Linked DNA regions of Homo sapiens: region 2 is linked to region 1. Evidence: read pairs that join two places in POLR2A ChIA-PET (ENCODE). Cell type or tissue: GM12878. All regions are shown on one strand. Links, peaks and the distances in the headings refer to the core of each region. The heading gives the core; the rest is flanking DNA.

Evidence for each region. ChIA-PET counts read pairs that join two places held together with the same protein. Peaks named below come from ENCODE experiments on the same cell type or tissue, not always from the same donor. Only the 100,000 strongest peaks of a DNase experiment are listed, where the experiment ranks them.
Region 2: POLR2A ChIA-PET joins it to region 1 with 12 read pairs; 5 of 35 experiments call an interaction of 5 or more read pairs at or near these places.

What each region holds. Positions count from the first base shown.
Region 1 is chr16:11,296,494-11,299,397 of GRCh38, reverse strand. The region is part of intron 1 of LOC105371082 (a long non-coding RNA gene); the gene reads right to left. Among named protein-coding and RNA genes, the nearest start is that of MIR548H2, 8.6 kb to the left of the region's middle. RefSeq lists enhancers at 418-467, 921-1,604, 1,736-1,915. In GM12878, for the core only: a CTCF peak has its summit at 1,518; DNase peaks (open chromatin) are centred at 357, 1,647, 2,119 and 2,354; H3K4me3 peaks cover 917 bases; H3K27ac peaks cover 2,338 bases.
Region 2 is chr16:11,224,449-11,227,352 of GRCh38, reverse strand. LOC107984859 (a long non-coding RNA gene) reads right to left here. Exons shown (of 4, transcript XR_007064984.1): 4 at 2,389-2,904. Among named protein-coding and RNA genes, the nearest start is that of SOCS1, 30 kb to the left of the region's middle. RefSeq lists enhancers at 1,299-1,858, 2,289-2,368, 2,849-2,898. In GM12878, for the core only: no CTCF peak of the experiment used is centred there; DNase peaks (open chromatin) are centred at 1,762 and 2,345; H3K4me3 peaks cover 726 bases; H3K27ac peaks cover 1,944 bases.

The sequences.
Region 1 (2,904 bases), core at 234-2,733:
CCATGTTGGCCAGTCTGGTCTTGAACTCCTGACCTCAGGTGATCCACCCACCTCGGCCTCCCAAAGTGCTGGGATTACAGGAGTGAGCCACCACACCCTGCCAGTTTTCTCGTCTTTAAACGGGATAATGATACTTGTCTCAAGGGCTTGTCCTAGAGAGCAGACACGTGGGCAGTGTCCGGCACCATTGCCCTCATCATTAGACAAGTGCATCCATTTCTTAAACGTGCAGACCCCTGAGGCTGGGCCTGGGAACATGCATGTTCACAGGTGTCCCTGGAGGTTCTCACCACAGGGTCTGGGGACGTGACAGCTACAAAGAGTTCTCAAAGTACTTTTTGCTCTCATTTCTTCTTCTTTTTTTTTTTTAACCACAAAGCTACCATCCACACATGCTGAAGCACGACACCCAGGACAAAGGGAGGTGTGTTGAAGCGCTAATCCCCTCCCTTTCTTTAATCCGAACTTCGGGGGAAAATAATGGTGAAACAATTGGTGTGTATTTTACATTTTGCCCTCTTCTCAGATGAACACATTCAGAAATAGTTTGGGCTTCCTCTTCTAGTTCTATTTATTTTTAAATTTAATTATTTGTTTATCTTTCACTCTTTTTGTTTGTTTGTTTGTTTTTTAAAGACAGGGTCTTTCTGTCACCCAGGCTGGAGTGCAATGGTGCAATCATAGCTCACTGCAGCCTTGAACTCCTGGGCTCCAGTGATCCTTCCACCTCAAGCTCCTGAGTATCTGGGACTACAGGCACACGCCACCATGCCTAGCTAATTTTTTAAAAATTTTTTTGTAGAGATGGGGTCTTGCTGTGTTGCCCAGACTGGTCTCAAACTCCTGAGCTTAAGTGATCCTCCCACCTCAGCCTCACAAAGAGCTGGGATTATAGCTGTGAGCCGCTGTGCCTGGCCTATTTTATTTTTTGTAACCCAGGCTAGAGTGCACTTGTGTGATCAAAGCTTACTGCAGCCTCAAACTCATGGGCTCAAGCAATCTTCCCACCTCAGCTTCCCTAGTAGCTAGGGAGTACGCTCAGCTATGTTTTGTATTTTGTGTAGAGATTGGGTTTCATCATGCTGCCCAGGCTGGGCTTGAACTGGGCTCAAGTGATCCTCCCGCCTCAGCCTCATGAGTAGCTGGGATTATAGGCGCACAACACCTTGCCTGGCTTTTATTTTTTATTCTAATTTTATTAAAACAGGACTCATAACTATTCATGTTTTCTACATCCTTTTTGAGAGCCTCCTACATCGATACACTGAGCACAAACACCTGCTGCAAATGCCTCGACTGCTACACTGGAAAGATGGGGCTTTTCACCCCTTTTCCAGATGGGGAAACCAAGGCCCCAGCCTGAAGTGAGTTTGTGTCTGGAGGTTTCAGGGAGGGGCCCAGGATTTGTGGCTGGGGGGCCTGGGCAAGCGAGTCCAGGCCGTGGGGCTGCAGCTGAGAAGTAGAGCATGGTGACTGGGTAAGTGGCTGTTTGTTGCCAGGGCTGTGCCCACGGCGTGGCAGTCTTGGGCTCTGCAGACATTCCCCGGGGAGGGCACATGCAAGAAGCTGGCTGTGCCTCTGCCATGAGCCTCACGTGCCCCTCTCCCCTGCCCAGGCGGCAGGCAGTGGCTTTGGGCCCCTCCTCCCCGTCAGAGCGGCTAGCTGCACAGCCAGACCGCAGACCAGGCGGGGGAAAGTGCAAATGAACCCCAGCTGGCAGCTGAGTTTCTCTTTCCCGTCAAGCAAGTGCCTTATCGTACCGATGCAAGGCGAAGAAGGAGGTGGTGGTGTCGGGGGAGTCTGCAGGGAAGGGGGGAGCCACTGGTGCTGTTTTTATTTTCTTAAGGAATAATGTTTACACGTGAAAGTGCATAAACTATGTTGACTTTAAGTGTCCAGCTTGATCATTTTTTATACCTATATAGTCACCACTCAAATCAGGATCAAGGGCACCCTCAGCCTCCAGAAGGTTCCCTGGAGCCCCTTCCCAGTACACAAGCGACCCCCGGCCCCACTAGCAGAGGTAACCACTGCTGTGCCATCTATAAATAGCAGTGAGATTTGCCTGTTCTTAAACTGTACATAAACCAATCAGTCACTTGGGATGCGTCCCTTCTTGTCTGGTTTGTTTCACACAACACAACACGTGCGAGAGCGGTGCATGACGTGGTGTGTGCAATGGTTTGCAATGTTTTATTGGGGAGCAGTGTCCCATTGTATGGAGGTACCTCAATTTGTTTATCCATTCTCACTGTTGATGGATATTTGGGACGTTTCCCAGTTTGGGATTATTAGGAGCAGAGCTCCTATGAATATCTGTGCACAGATCTTGATGGGCACATGCTTTCTTTGCTCTTGGGTAAATACCTGAGAGTGGGACTGCTGGGTCTCAGCGTAGGTGAATGTTTAACTTTATAAGAAACTGCCCATGGTTTTCCTGCCTGGCTGCCAGAGCTGCTTTAGGAGCTCAGAGGTGTGACTGGTACAACTGCTTGGGGGACCCCAATCCACATCAGAGCAAACCTACAAAACACATCTATGGGCCACATTAAACATAGACTTTAGGTGTACAGCTACTTTTCAGAGAGGCTTTTCTAATTTTACTTTTTGAAGTTATTTGGCCCTGGACCGCTCTGCTGTGTGGGCCTGCTGGAATTTCCTGGCAATGGTATTTGGGTAGTCTGACAACAGACAGCGGAACCCTCAAAGTGTTTTTCATTTCCAGTGAGATTTTTATGAATAACGTAGTCCTTCCCCTTCCTCTGAGGCTTTGTGAACTCCTATTCACACCTCAAAACCCCACTCCAAGACCCACGCCTCCCCAAGTGACAGTTCATTTTCTATATTTATTTGTGTAATTATTTGTTTACTGTAGGCCTCCCCTTTGATGAGGAGCCCCCTGGG
Region 2 (2,904 bases), core at 295-2,794, 72 kb after region 1:
AGTGATCACAGTTCACTGCAGCCTCGACCTCTCAGACTCAAGCAATCCTCCCACCTCAGCCTCCCAGATAGCTGGGATACAGGGAAGCACCACCACACCCGGTTAATTTTTTATTTTTTGTAGAGACAGGGTCTCACCATGATGTCCAGGCTGGTCTCAAACTCCTGGGCTCAAGACGTCCTCCCGTCTCAGCCTCCCAAAGTGTTGGGATTACAGGTGTGAGCCACCTTGATTGGCCTGGAACTTAATTGACAAGGGATGATTGTTGGGGAGTTCATCAGAGTGATTGAAAAACCAGCCCTGCCAGGCGCAGTGGCTCACGCCTGTAATCTCAACACTTTGGAAGGCTGTGGTGAGCAATTCATTTGAAGACAGAAGTTCGAGACCAGCCTGGCCAACATGGTGAAACCCTGCCTCTACTAAAAATACAAAAATTAGCCAGGCGTGGTGGCAGGCACCCGTAGTCCCAGCTACTTGGGAGGCTGAGGAAGGAGAATAGATTGAACCCGGGAGGTGGAGGTTGCAGTGAGCTTACGACAATGCACTCCAGCCTGGGTGACAAAGCAAGACTGTTTCAAAAAAAAAAAAAAAAAAAAGAAAGAAAGAAAAGAAAAAGAAAAACCATTCCTAACTCTTCATCCCTCCCTGTGTCCCTGCCCTTGGCAGTGTGACTTTGCTACTTCTCCCATCAAGAAGTTGAGTCTAGATCCCCATCCCTAGAATTGGGCTGCTTTGGCCAATAGGATGAAATGAAGGGATGAAGTGACGCGGTGATGTGCTAGATCTCAGCCTAGGCCTCAAGACACCTGTGGCTTCCACTTGCTCCCTCTGGACTCTGCCAACACCGGGAGAACAAGCCCGACCTCTCAGACTCAAGCAATCCTCCCACCTCAGCCTCCTAGATAGCTGGGATACAGGCAAGTGCCACCACAGGCTGTTGGATGATGAAAGTCACATGGAGCAAGAGGAACCCTTCTCAAGCCCTGTACTCTGTGCCCCAGGACCTTAGCATGTGCTGACCGTGCCCTCTGGACTGCTCTGGCTCATCTCCCGTGACTTAAGGCCACTGTTCTGTTTGGAGACTCAGCTCAGGCAACCCTCTCCCAAGAGGCTTTGCAGAACCATCCCCGGCCCCAGCCTGGGTCGAGGGCCTCCAGGGTTTCCTGTAGCCCAGTTTGTGTCACTCTGCTTTGTGACTCTCTATTCTTCAGTCCAGCTGCCTCATTCACAGATATGGAAACTGAGGCCCAGAGAGGGGAAGTGACTTGCCCAAGGTCACCCAGCTGAGGGCCGTGTTCGCTGCTCCTCCAGCAGGTTTTGTTCTTTCCTTTCCTCAGCATCTCAACCCACGAGAGCCTGGATGTGGCGGTCCCATGGCGGGAGAGGGGGCCTGTGCCCCCACCAGGTGCCCAGTCTCGAGTCAGGATGAGACTCCTGGAGGGTCCCCTGGGAGTCTCCACTGGCAGCACCCCCTCCCCACATCCCCGCAAGGTGGGCATGAGCAGCATTCCCTCTTCAGATGAGGATGTGAGGCTCAGAGGGAAGAGGCGGGCCCGGTCACGTGGCCATGGAAGGATGGGGGGATCTGATCCCAGACCTTTCTACAGCCTGCATTTGGCCTTCTCCATGGCTTTGGGGCAGAGCCAGGGCCGGCCACCACGGAGAGGAGCAGACAGAAACCCAGGGCGGGCAACGGGGAGGTCTCAGGCTGGATGGTGGGGAACCACCGAGGCAGGAAGACGCAGAGCAGAAAGTGAAAGGAACCAGAGGCCTAGAATAGCTGCGGGTGACAGAGCCAGGGGACTACAGACGCTGCCAATAAGAGAAACCAGGCGGCCCACGGAGGGGCGGGGCACCCACTCCTCAGAGAGGCGGCCCCTAGCTGAGGAGGCCCATGGCCAGGTCCCTGCTAACCCGGGCAGCCCCCGCTTGGCTTGGCAGCCTGGGTGGATGCCCAAACTGTGGGAATGGAATTGGGGTGAAGGGCTGTCTTGGGGCAGAGAGGGGCCCACTTCTAACTTTAGGCCGACCTCTGCATCATTTGGATCAATCACCATGAGCTTATAAGATCTGGGACCTGCAAAGCTCATCAAACAGTGCAGCTGGTGAAGCGGGGGCCGTGCCGTGAAGACAAGCCTGTTGGTTAACATCTCCTAGTGGCTGTCGATGTCTGTCTCCGGTGGCAGTTCCCTGCTGTGGTTATGCTGCAGGCTCCAGAGCCAGGCGGCTGGGGTTCAATCCGGGCTTGGCCTCTTGCTGGCTGTGTGACCTTGGGCAAGTCACTTCACTTCTCTGGGCCTCTGTGACTAATATCACTGACTTCACGGGGGTGTCCTGAGGATTAGCTGAATGAGTATAAGTGAAGCACATGGAACAGCTCAGAGAAAGTGCCTCATAAACAGCTTTTATTATCCACTGTCTCCATACACTGTATAGACACACACACACACACACACACACACACACGGGGAAAGTCCCTCCAGGATGTGCACAGGGACTCTTTTTTTTTGTTCACTTCTGTGTCTTCAGGGCCTAGAACAGTGGCTGGCACACAGCGGGTGCTCAATAAATGTTTGTGGAATGGAAGGAGCAGGGGAAGGAGGCGGGGAGGGAAGGAAGGGATGGGAGCGAACAGAAAGTCGGCTATTGCCCAGCGTGGGGCATTGATTCTGTTGCTGTGTTTCATTCCCCTATCACATTGCCATGCACCGCTTTGGTTAATTGAAAAACACTTGTCTTCAAGGAGAGCCAGCAACAGAGCAGGGAGGTGGCTTGCAAGCTGTGATGGTCTTTCAGTTCAGGCTGGCCCCAAGACACCCCCACCATGGCCTGCTAAGATCCCCAGAGACCCCCCTCTCCCGGGCCAGGGCCGGCGGTGGCAGCTGTGCGGCGTGTGGGCAGCTA